3 separate regions of the Homo sapiens genome follow, and all the other regions are linked to region 1. A link is a loop called in an ENCODE intact Hi-C map of the cell type or tissue named here. Cell type or tissue: GM12878. All regions are shown on one strand. Each heading gives the region's core, and the rest is flanking DNA. Links, peaks and the distances in the headings are about the cores only.

What was found. A loop is a pair of places that touch in the nucleus more often than their neighbours do. Peaks named below come from ENCODE experiments on the same cell type or tissue, not always from the same donor. Only the 100,000 strongest peaks of a DNase experiment are listed, where the experiment ranks them.
Region 2: a loop joins it to region 1, with 5 times the contacts of the local background. A loop is called at or near these places in 4 of 110 quality-filtered maps.
Region 3: it touches region 1 in a loop (3-fold over the local background); 6 of 110 quality-filtered maps call a loop at or near these places.

Annotation. Positions count from the first base shown.
Region 1 is chr13:42,496,416-42,500,718 of GRCh38, forward strand. No RefSeq gene overlaps it. Among named protein-coding and RNA genes, the nearest start is that of LINC02341, 74 kb to the left of the region's middle. In GM12878, for the core only: a CTCF peak has its summit at 2,312; DNase peaks (open chromatin) are centred at 951 and 1,576; H3K27ac peaks cover 2,562 bases.
Region 2 is chr13:42,546,803-42,551,105 of GRCh38, forward strand. No RefSeq gene overlaps it. Among named protein-coding and RNA genes, the nearest start is that of TNFSF11, 25 kb to the right of the region's middle. RefSeq lists an enhancer at 2,549-2,598. In GM12878, for the core only: no CTCF peak of the experiment used is centred there; DNase peaks (open chromatin) are centred at 2,099 and 2,609; H3K4me3 peaks cover 1,078 bases; H3K27ac peaks cover 2,283 bases.
Region 3 is chr13:42,332,375-42,336,677 of GRCh38, forward strand. No RefSeq gene overlaps it. Among named protein-coding and RNA genes, the nearest start is that of AKAP11, 62 kb to the left of the region's middle. RefSeq lists an enhancer at 1,897-1,966. In GM12878, for the core only: a CTCF peak has its summit at 1,878; a DNase peak (open chromatin) is centred at 2,097; H3K27ac peaks cover 727 bases.

The sequences.
Region 1 (4,303 bases), core at 190-4,189:
ATTCAGCAATCCTATGGGGGGCAGGGAGTCCCGACAATCCTGCTGTGTCATAAGAAGGGTGTATTGCATTTAAAAGACTGAACAAGCATCCTCTTCCAGTAAGGAGCACTGGGCTTTGTACCTCTGCAAGCCCACGCCTTGTCCCTGCTGGCTTCTCCCTCCTGGCCCCAATGCCCACTTGCCTTGTCAAGTACCTGGCCACGCCAATGGTAGTCCTGGGTAAGCTCTGCCTCATATCAGTCTGCTTGGGCTCTGGCACCTTCTGCCACCCAATCCAACCCAAATTTATATAATTCAACAATACCAGCTGACCTTGTATGCTGTGGTCAGTCACTGGTCTAGCGCCAGGCTTCAGTAGGTAGAGGCATGTGTTTAGATCTGGTATCTTTAATTTTAGATATGGTGTAATGTACATCCCCATCACTGCCTTGGAACCAAAAGGAAAGGACAGTGATACCAAACATAATGACACCTTATAGCCTAGCTCCTTGAGGGCCATTTCACAGCCCTCCTATCTTTAGAATTGTAAAATGCCGGCCGGGCACAGTGGCTCATGCCTGTAATACCAGCACTTTGGGAGGCCGAGGCAGGTGGATCACAAGGTCAGGAGTTCAAGACCAGCCTGGCCAACAAGGTGAAACCCCATCTCTACTAAAACAATACAAAAATTAGCCGGGCTTGGTGGCATGTGCCTGTAATCCCAGCTACTCGGGAGGTTGAAGCTGGAGAATTGCTTTAACCCGGGAGGCGGAGGTTACAGTGAGCCAAGATTGTGCCACTGCATTCCAGCCTGGGTGACAGAGCAAGACTCAGTCTCAAAAAAAAGATTAAAAAAATTATAAAATGCCTATCCCTCAAAGTTGTAAGATTTGGTCGAGAAAGCTACAGATTCATTTCAGAATGAGTAGTCAGGGTGAGCCCCCACAGATTACTGAGAAAGCCATCAATCCCTGTCATCTCAGAACTGCTGATCATCATCTCATCTTTCTCTTTGCTCCAATTAACTCTTACTCTTTGGTTAAAACAACTAAGTTACGGGGGAATTAAAGGAAATTCTGTATTGACAAATACATGGGGCTGAACGGTGAATATATGCTAAGTAAGAAAACATATGTCTATTGGAAATTTAAGACTCTTTCCAGATGTTTACATAATTTACTTTTTCTTTCACTATACATGTAATGATTTAAAATGTTTTTTCCATGAAAGAATAAATTATGTTTAAATAGTAAAATGCCTATTGGCCTTGGGTTCTTCCAGGGAAGGCTACCAGTTCCCTTGGAGGTAAAAGCTAAGAAGTAACTAGAGGAGCAACATTGCTTCTGAGAACCCACACTGTGCCAGCCACTGTCATAGACATATGTCAGCTTGTTAGATCTTCAGAAGCACCATGAATGTTAGATGTTATACCTGTTTTACAGATATGGAAATGATGGTTTAGAGGGTGAAATAACTCGTCCAAGGTCACACAGCTAGTAAGTGGTGGAGTCAGGTTTTAAATCTAGGCAAGGCTATACTAAGTACCTGGATCATACCACACTTCTCCCCACTTGAGTCATGGGCTACTGCAGTTGGGGAAATGACTCAGACTTAGAGATAGTGCACATGTACATTCTCTGGAATAGTTCCTGGTATTGAGTAGAGGCTCATTGCATGTTAGTTTCTCACATCCTTTTCTCTAGGATGATTTCTGACAGCACATGAAGTCATGAAGGGGACACACATGAAGTGTGGCCTTAGATTAAAAGTGTGCAGTGTAATCATAATAATACCAAATAGTCCCTACTATTTGCCAGGTGCTGTACTATGTCATTTATGTGTATTAATTCATTTCATCATTTCAACAATCCCATGAAATACGTTCTACTTTTGTCACGCCGTTTAACACTTGCCAAGGTTTCACATTAGAGCTGGTAAATGAGAGAAATGGGACGTGAACTCAGGCAGTCTGTCTCGAGTCCAAGCCTTTAACCACTATGCGATACTGCCCACTAAATTATTAGCCTGCTGTAGTCTAGATACTGTGTACATATATATGTGTGTGTGTGTGTGTGCATATATATATATGTGTGTGTGTGTGTGTGTGTGTGTGTGTGTGTGTGTACTCCACCCTTGAGAATTGCGTTGATATGATTCTCTGGGTCCATCTTACAATGCCATATTATGATTCCACAATATGAGATTGTCCATTATCCTATTACAATGGCTTAATCAGACACATGCTATGAGCCAAGTGGTGGAGATGCCTTCAAAACACCCAAAGGAGTTGGCCAAAGCCGAAGAGGTTGACTTACAGCCCCACCACTCTTCAGCTCCAGGCACTGCACTGGAAACATGCACAATAAGGGAAAATTGACATTGCAATTTGAGTTGCAGATTGTACTGATGGTGTGGTTTGAATAAATACCATGCCCTTTGAAAGTCTTATATTATTACGCTAGACACATGAGGGTTTTCCTATTCCTATTGCAGGCAATAGGCAAAAATCTATCTTCATAGCTGAAATCTGTTTTGGAATTCATTGCTGCCTTTCTGGAAAGACACTGTTTAATTCTGTCTCCTGGGTGTGTGACCCTATGGTCTCTACCTTCTTTGTAGATCTGTGAATAAAGCTCTTTGTAATGAGGCCACTTTTTGTGCAACAACAACAAAATGTTTCTGAGAAGGATGTTAGAGCCAGACTTTCTTTAAGTAGTGGTGTCTGGTGTTGTTTACTTTTAAAATAGTTTCTAGTGCAAGGGAGAATTGTGTCCTAGAAGAACTGTCCCAAGGAGCTCATGAACAGGAATAATGGTTTGTACCACTACTTTCTGGAAAGCAAACGGGGATTTTGATGTGAACCCAGAAAGGGGTCGGACCACATTGACATATATTTTCTGGTTTCTAATCTTACCTCCACTGCCATTATGCACTGCATTACACAACCCTCTACCCTAAGGCCCAGCCACCCTACAGCCTTTTATCAACTCACAGAATGGTCTCAGCACAGCATGAATCTAGATGAGGGCTTAGGGACCCGTGGGTGGCCAGACCTCAGGCTCTGGGCATCAACAGGCAGACCTCCAGTTCTGCCCTGAAATAGAATTATGATATCATTGTGAGCCAATCAAATTGCCTGTCTGAGTTCAGTCCTGGATGCTCTGGGGTGGTAATTCCCAGATGATTTGATCTATGGTATTTTCTAGTAGTCTAATTTGATAATGTCATTTAACTGAAAAATATGTCTCTCATTATTATTATTATTATTATTATTATTATTATTATTATTATTTGCCAGTGTAGAAGGAAGTTAAGAAAGGGGGATTAACTTTAATTTTTTTCAGTTTAATGGAACATATACTAAGAAAAAAATGTCTCAGTAAGTGATGCTCACCATCCACTCAATTGTCCAATCCAAAATTTTAACCGGGAGTTGTTTATGTGTCCTCTCTTTCACTCGCCGCTGATGTCCAATCGATCAGTAAGTCTTGTCCTGTCAATTTCTGAATTTGGCTATTTTCGTCATAACCACTGTTAAGATTCTCATTCAAGGCATATCAACCGTCCCTTGTCTGGACCAATGCAACAGCCCCAACACTGATGTCCTGCTCCCCGTCTTGCCTCTCTGTCTCCACACAGAGGCCAGAGAGGTCTTTGTAAATAACAAGTCATATTATATCACTTGCCTGCTTCAAGCTCTTCAGTGCTTTCCCTTCCCAACCAGATGAAAATTCTGATTCCTTACAATGGATGGCCTGAAAGATATCGCATAGTGCCTGATCCCTGCTTCTCTCATTGACCCCCTCTCTCTCCACTCACAACTGCATTCACAATATTCAGGCACATTAACCTTGTCCTTGCTTCAAAGCTTTTGCATTGATGGTCACTCTGCCTGGAATGCTCTTCTTCTAGATCTTTGCACAGCTGCCTCTTCCTTATCACTCAGGTCTAACTCAAATGGCACCTCCTCAAGGAGGAAAAATGCATATCATGCCAACTTGCACACTTGTAGAATTCCTGCTCCTGTGCTCCAAGTATAAATGCCATGAGGGTCGGGACAGTGCCAGTGCTGTTCCTTCCTTTATCTGCAGTGCATAGCACCATGTCTTGTTCAAAAGAGGTATTTAATAAATGAATGAATTAATTCATGGATCCCAGCTAATTTGGTTGTTTACTGCTGGGGAAGTTCTCTAGCATGATATGTAACAGGCTCTTATAAACTGCATTGCACTGCAGTCCTATGATGATAATAAAAAGCACACTGATCTTTAGTTGGTTTTGTTACAGTTTTAAAAATTTCTACAGAAAATGCACCTTCTTATTT
Region 2 (4,303 bases), core at 240-4,239, 50 kb after region 1:
CCATCTATGTGGGGTGCGTGGTTCCTATACATTTTCAATGTCGCACGGTAACCGGTTGTCTACCATGTTACATTGTTGGTGAAATATCAGTTATATTATTATTCCCCAGGGATTGACCCTGTACATTTGTCCTACGATCTGAAGACCCACACTGGGTCAGCACCAGAAACAGACTTCAGGGATGCTATTGTTCAGGTCAGCCTCTGGATCTGATGATTAGGGTCACTATGACCTATGACTAGGGTGCACTTTTTAAGGCATTTAAAGTCTCCTTAAATTATATCCCTGATCATGTCATTCAATGCTCAAAGACTTGGATGCCCATCCACCTCCTTGACATGCAGAATAAAGTTGTTAGTCCTTTATCCAGCATTTGAGACCTTACACAGCATTGGCTAGGCCTTCGTTTTCAGTCTTTGCTAGAATATACACACCTTTTCTCCCCACATGTGCAAAAGGGGAGGCATGCACACACTCAGACCCATTCTGGGCTCACAGTAGTGCTGGCCTACCCCTGTTAGTCCAAGATTCACCATGTATTTCTCACACCTCGCCTCTGGCTCTAGGTATTTTCTTCAACTTAAACTTCTTCCTTTTCCCTTTTTCACCTAAAGACATTCTACTCACTTGCACAGTCCCGTTCAAACCTCACAATCCCCAGACATTTCTCCCATCTCTTCATTTATTTCCCCTCTAACTCAAAGTCTCAGGACTTGTTTCCCAGCCAGACTTCCAATGCAGACAGTTATGACTCTTAGCCCGATGGGCTCTTGGAAGGCTCAGCCTTTGTCTTTTCAATTTTTGTGTCCTGCACAGTATTTAGCATGGCCTTCTTCATACAGTGGATACTCCATAAACTGTTGTTGGACTTAACGCAGTATGTAGGTCACCCCAATGCAGGCTTCCAGGCAGTCTCCAGAAAGTTCACCAGCCTTCAGAGATGAAAAGTGGAGACTGGGAGCCTCACCCTTCACTTTCATTTCAAGCAGAGCCAGCTCATAAAGACAGAATCACTCTTTCTCATGTTTTTCCTGGAAGACAAAGTGTGGGCATATGATCACCAAGTGTGCTTTGTGGTCTCAATTTCACTGTCTACTAGCTTATAAGGTTTTATTTTATTTCTAGACTTAACTACTTTGAACTCCAGGAGGAATATTACAGCATGCCCTGGCAATAACTCCTTTACCTTCAGTCAGGTAACAAAATGACAGCTCAGATAGCATGGTGGCCCCAAACAGAAACAACATTCGAGATCAAACTGGAAACTTCATATGGTCAAAGTTTACTGACTTTCTCTAGATTGCTTTCTTCATAAGAAATGTGAAGGTAGCGCCAAAGCAATATACTTCCCAGCTTATGGGCCTCACTGAGCCTCAGTGTCCAGTTTAAAACTGCTCTTGATCCTTGTGTCTTGATCTTGGTAACAACAACTTCATTAGCAGCATGATCCAAATCCTATGTCCCTTTGCCATGGGATAATTCATTTTGAATTTGATAGAAATTATTCAGCCCTTTTAGCAGGGTGTAATTGTTTAGTGTTAACCTCGAGTCATTTGCCTGGGAACAAATCCTGGCTCCAGTACTTACTAGATCTTAGGGATCCTATATATGACTTAACTTTCTGGACTTCAGTTTCATTATCCATAAAATGGGAGTATTTATTTATTTTAAATAAAGGACTGGTGTCTAAAACTATTATGATTAATTAATTAGTCAATACATGTAAAATGCATTGACTAGGACCCTGAACATAGTAATTGTTGGATTTGTTAGATGTTATTATTTTAAAGTGATCTCTTCACTCAAAAAAGGAAATGGCAGAGAATTCTATTGGCTTTGTTGTGAACTCTACCTCTAATTCCTTTCCCTCTGCTTCCTTTCTTTTTCTTTTCAGAACATGTTGGAAATTATAAGCAAACTTGTAAGTGATGTATGTATATTTAGTTTCATAGACAACCTCAGTGTTACTTTCTGGCATTCTTCCAAAGTATCTTACAAGTTATCAATCTTGCCAGGACAGAGTGTGTTTTCTGACCACTTCCCCTTTGCAATTAAGGACTGTGACCACTCGCTTACGCACAGACTGAGACCAGCAGCCTTAACCCCAAAGGAGGTCAGAAACTCCCAGCTCTCCCCGCCAAGGGGGCTAGCTGAGAACCCGATACTGTGTGTTTCAAGGCTGTGGCTAAGGCTGTGACCATAGGAACTGGGAACACCCACCAACACCCTGTTTCCCCCAGCCCCACTTCCTTCGCTTCAATGCCATTAAGCATGGTTGCAGCGCCTTTGTGAATGTTTTGAGTAGAGTTAGGTTTCTGGTGTTTATTGTTGAATTGCTAAAGATTTGGAGAGAAGACAAACAGACAAACAGACATACAATGAAGCAGATGACAAACACCCCTGGACAGACTAGCACTATGAGCAGACACGCTCAGGACGACCCAGGGTCCTGCGGAGAGGTCCGGGAAGGTCTGGGCTCTCATCAGAGCCCCAGGATTTGGTCAGTTGCTCTGCAAATAAAACCTGCCTTAGACATCCAGCAAAGAGGCTTTATTTGCATAGGAGATTTGCCAGTCTGGCCTCCAAGATAGTAGGTCACAGTGAGGGTGGTGGTGAGTTTTCCTGTTTACTGTCTACCTTTGTGGACACATTGAATGTGGGGGCTGAAAGGGGTCAGCAAGGGCTGTCTCCTCTCCTGTTTTCAGATTTGGTGTCTCAGTGAAATCCAGTGCTTTGCCTCTTTGATTGTGCTCTGTCTCAGTGCTTCTCAATAGCATGTGATGTGCAGAGAAGTAAAAGAAATGAACAAAGATTTCTCTTCTGAAGGTGTGGGAGGGCATGGGAGTGGGGCTGGTTGGGCTGATGATGGAAAGGTCAGATTGCATTGTGTCGTCCACAGGCTTTCCAGCTGGGCAGGAAGGCTTCCCCCTCTGACTGCATCATGGCACTTCTTGTACATACTCACTTACCCACAGAAACTAAACTCCGCATGGATAGAGGCTGTGCCTATGCGGTTGGCTATTGCACACCCAGCATCACCACAGTGCCTGGCACTATCAGACTCTTCGTGCCTATTTGTTGAAATGTCTACAAATAGACTAAATACATATCAGTTGGGATGGCCTTGATTTAAAATATATTAAGCCCCATTGCCTTTGTATCTACATTTGTGTTTGCCAGAACAATCATGCTGGCTTGGGGTTTTATCAATATGGTCGTTGCATCTGTTTTCCCTTTTCTATGGTGGAAGCAGGGATAGTGGTCCTTCAAGAGCTGGGAAGAATATACATTTGAGAACAGCATGTCCAGGCAGCCTGTGATTTCCTGGGAAAATGGACTCCAAATGCTCTTCCATCCTATTTGTGGAGTCTTGTCATATGCAGGCTTCTCCATCCAGGATTGATTGTAATTCCTTGAGATCCTGGAATCCCATCTCTCCTTGGGGAGAAGTTAAAAGTTTAAAGAAACTGAAGTTACTGGATCTGGTGAGGAGGAAGTTGAATGGCCCACTTTAAGATGATAAAAGGTTACATTTTTTTGAAGATTGTGTTGGCTGCAAGACTATAAATTATAGCTTAACATAGGAATCAAGAGCCTTACAGTTTTACCTTTTCATCTAGTAATTCTTCTAGGAATATAGCCTAAGGATAACATATGGAAATCAGTGAAAGATCCATACCCAGTAAAATTCATCGCATTGTTACTTATGCGAGCCAAAAGTGGGAAACAAGTTTAATGTCCAACAATGGGCAATGGCTGAGAAAATTATGGGGTGCAGCTATTAAAGTGGGAAGTAGGACATTTTGTTGTGGCTCTTTTGATACCATGGATGTTTTCTGTCCCTAAAGAACAAACCACTGAATTTCTAAGTCAAAAAAAAAAAAAGTGATATGTTTAATTCTTGCCGTCTCTGGAACCCTAATTCTTTCTATTTTTGACTCTAACCCTCAGGAGCTTTGGGGATTGGGTGGGTTTTAGAGATAGGATGAGGCCATCTACGATTCTCATAATTTGGGATTTAGAATAAAAAGTTTAGTGATTTATTCTTAGTGCCACCAAATAACTGTGGGTGTTAAAAGAAACATGACAACCAAAAACAGAATCAAACTTCTACTTAGGAAGATTCTATTTATTGATGATAAAACGTATTTATTGATGATATTGAGATAACTTATTGAGAAATACTTATGAGATAACTTATTGAGAAATACTTATAACATCAAATAAAAGCAAGATACACATGTGCATACATTTATATACATATATACAGATATCATATACTCAATTATTAACATTGATTTTC
Region 3 (4,303 bases), core at 240-4,239, 160 kb before region 1:
AGACAAAAATGCGATATATGGAAAAAGTTTAAGTGACCTTGAGGGAAAGGAGATTTAACTCATGCCTAAAAAGTATAGAAGGAGAAGAAGGAGGGAATCGGGGCAGAATTAATATTTGAAAAGACGATGGCTGGAAAATTTCTGGAAATGAAAGATGATAATCCACAGATTCAAAAAAACCTAACAATTTCCAAGCAAAAACAGAATACATATTAAATTTCTTAGGGAGGGCTATACATGTATTTGTCTATTTTTCTGGACTATTCAAAAAACAAGCTAAAATTCTATGGTAAAAGGGTAGAAATAAATTGTATATAAAATTCAGGATAGTGATTTCCTGATAGTGACAGTGACCTTTAAAGGTGGGGGAAGAGAGGAGGATGTGACACAGGCTTCTAAGGTACTAGTAATATTCTGTTTATGAATTCTATGCCCCTGGATTTTTAATTTATGATCTTTCTTCAGATTGCACACATCCTCTATATACTATTTTAAATGTATATTGTATTTCATGGTGGAAAATTAATTTCAAATATATTATTCAACAAGATTTGATCAAAGAGGTTGTGGGTGTATTAACAAGGTGGCTTCTGGAATTTTTGCAAAAACAAGAGAGAAAACTTCGAAGAGAAATAATGTTTAGGCTAGGTGTGGTGGTTCACCTATAATCCCAGCACTTTGGGAGGCCGAGGTGGGTGGATCACTTTAGGCCAGGAGTTCAAGACCAGCCTGGTCAACATGGCAAAACCTCGTCTCTACTAAAAAAAAATACAAAAACTATCTGGGCTTGGTGGCGCATGCCTGTAGTTCCAGCTACTCGGGAGGCTGAGAGGCAAGAGAATCACTTGAACCTAGGAGGCAGAGGTTGCAGTGAGCCGAGATCCTGCCACTGCACTCCAGCCTGAGCAACAGAGCAAGACTCTGTTTCAAAAAAAAAAAAAAAAAAAAAGAAATAGTATGCAGGTTAATATGTTTAGGCACAAATGAAAGTAGTTTATTAAAAAGAAAAAAAAAAAAAAAAAGCCAGAAAACTTTTCTGTGTCCCGAAATGCCTCCTGAAAAGCACACATTACTTGGGTTTTCTTTTTCGCCTCTTAAAATTGGGGTGGGTTAGGGTGAGGGGAAGACTGCTCTCCACCGAGGAAGGCAGAGAGAAGCTGCTGCAGTTGCCTGTCTTATCTCTGCCTCGGTCTTGCACCCCACTACACCAGTCCCTATTCCCACGTCTGGACCCCCGCCCCGTCTCCTGACACAGAGGCTTGGCTATCCAAATCCCAACCCCGAGTCTGTAACTAGGAAGTGCCTGCTGTCCTGCCAAGGGACTGGATTGGAGGAGGAGAGTGCAGGGGTGGGATGAGGGAAGAGATGGAGGAGGGGGCTTTAAGCCAGAGTTTCTAGCAGGAGCAAATACCGGCACAGGGAAGGACACCATTGGCCAGGGTATGCAGAGGAAGGCAAAGCTGCTGAATGGCCACTGTGGTCCTCAGCCATGAGTAGGGACGTCTGATGGCCTCAGAAGCTGCCTTGTGATTGAGCGTGAAGGGACAGGATCTGAGGTGCTGGAGCTCGGGGTAGGCTAAGATGGCCATCTTGGCAGTTTGCCCTAGACAGTGGTGCCTATGCACCTCTCAGCCAGGCTGGGCTGGTCTTAGCGTCACAGGGCTGAGTGGCAGCCATTGAGTTCGCTACTGTCCCGAAAACAGCCCTGCAGTCTCTCCCGTGGGGTTCACTACAGGGCGGTGCTTGCCACCAATCCAGGGGTACATAGAATTTTATCACAGTGAGAAGGAGGCTTTGGGCAGAGACCACAGAAGTCCAGCGGCATTGATGACCAACTCTGCTTTCTTAAAGCTGCAGTGTTACTTGGAGCCTCAAGGTGGTACAGCAACACAGTCTATGGTTTAAAAAAGCCTGAATTACACTTTGTGAAAAGCTTCCTTGGGCACAATTAGCTTGACGATTTGAACTGTTTCTCAGTCGCTTCCCTTCCTTGTTTCAAATAGCCTGGCTTCTAATCTGGCCTGACCTTTGAGGTCCTTTCTTGCTGGCTCATCCACCTCCATCCCCACTCGGAATCGGGAGGGTTTTCTTAGTTCTTTGGTTACTGAAAAGGAAATCCTTTTCTGCCCAGGTTCCCTCCTCAGATTCAGGCCAGAACTGCTCCCCTGTGGTCATGGGGCCTGTCTTCATAGGCGCCACCTGGACCTGTGCCAGGCAGACAGCAGAGGTGAGTTCCAGGGGGTTCCTCTGAGGTCACACCTGCTTAGGTGCATGGAGGCTCAGGTGAGCAGACTGCAGACTGCCACCACCAGCGTCCCTTCTCTGTTTAAGCCACCTGCTTCCTTATTTCACTGATTCCCACTGGCCTCCCCTTCATATACATCCTCACTATCGTTTTTGGAATTTTCTATTAACATTTCATGATATCCATGCTGTTTAGAATTCGCTTCTATTCTAAACATACTCTAAATTTTACTCCAAATTTACTCTCTACTCAAATGTCACCTTATCCATATGGTATTCCCTGACCACCTGTGAACAGCAGCAACCTTCCATCACTAGTGAGCCCCTTATGTTGCTTTATGTTCCTTCTTAGCCCTTTCACCACCTGGCATAAGTATATATTTGTTATCTCTTCACCCCCAAGGGCAGAAGGCCCCCAGTTTTGTTCTCTTCTGCATCTCCAGCCCTGGAACAGCGTTTGCATGTGGTGGGCACTCAGCAAATGCTGGTTGAATGGATGGATGGATGGATGAATGAATGAGTGGCTAGGGAGAATTTCACCCCTTCCCAACAGGTCAAAAGCATTGTTCTGACAGTTTGTAGTCTAGGGTCTGGCTTTGGCTGAGCCACTAGTTACTTGTAAGACTTTGAGCAAGTCACTTGGCCTCCCCAATGGCCTATTTTTGAATCTGCACAATGAGTGGACTGGACTGCATTGTCTGCGGTTCCTTCCTGCCCCAACAGTTTTTGGTTTTATGATTATCCTCCAAAAGGGGCTAAAGCCATAAGCCAGGTGACAGACAATATGCATTATTGGCATGACACTTGCAAGTAATAAGCTAGCATCAAAAGATGCATTGATATATGTAAATAAACATACTTACTTCACAATCTTTAAGTCTTTAAAAATTATGTCCTTAAGAAAGTCTCAAATGTATTGGCCTTATGTTTCTATTTTGATCTCTGGCTCCATGTGTTAATGACTCTGATATTTTTCTGACAAATAAAAGGTTTTAAAAATTGCTATTGCTTATTTGGGTTCTTCCTAGGTTATTTCTTCTCATTAGTAACATTTCTGGGGAAAGATGTCATGCTCTTAGTGTGCATCCAACATGAAAAAATATTTCAAAATAAAACAATAGTAATTTTTTAAAAACCCTCTTACCTTTGAAAAGAACCATCGCCTTATGCCATAATCTTCCTCTTGCTATTTGGCTGTGGTTATTTTTTAGGATTGGTATATGTCTGGCATCTAGAAGACATTAAAATATTTTTAATGAAGAGTCAGTGTCATGTGGGAGGAAAAAATTCGTATCCTGGGATATGGGTGGAACTTCATGAAAGTGATTGTGTCTTTCTTATCCAAGGGAAGAAGTTTTTGTTCTTTCTGAATGAACTTGAGGGAAAAAGGCAATCAATGTTTTTCCAGTGTAACCTGATAGATTCTCCAAGTCCTCAAGTTCAAATATTTATTCTTTTGTCTTTGTAATGAAAACAAAACCAAACTTGTAGTAGGCATACTCATGATCTCCCAAATATGTCCAGGTCCCTATCCCTGGAAACTGCGAATGTGTTACTTTACATGGCAAAAGGGACTTTGCTGATGGGATAAAAGGAGGGATCTTGAGATGGGGAGATTATCATGGATTATTCAGGTGGATCCAATCTAATCTCCTTAAACTGAGAAACATTTCCCAGCTATGGTCAGAGGACAACACGATCAGAGGGAGCGTCTGAGATGCATCCTTGCCGGCTTTGAAGAGGGAGGAAGGGGGTCAAGGGCCAATGAGTACAGGTAGCTTCTAGAAGCTGGAAAAGGCAGGACATAGATTCTTCCTCAGAGCCTCCAGAAGGAAAGATAATCCTGATGAGACTTTTATTTTAGCCCAGTGAGACCTATGTCAGACGGAACTCCAGAACTGTATGATAATAAAATGTGTATGGTAAGGCACTAAGTTTGTGGAATTTGTTACAGCAGCAATAGCAATACATTACCTTCTTATTTGAACAGAGGCTTTCAGCTCCGCAGTGTAAAAGAAAAGAAGCCAGGCTAGGGTCTAGAGTTGTGCCCTTCAGTTTG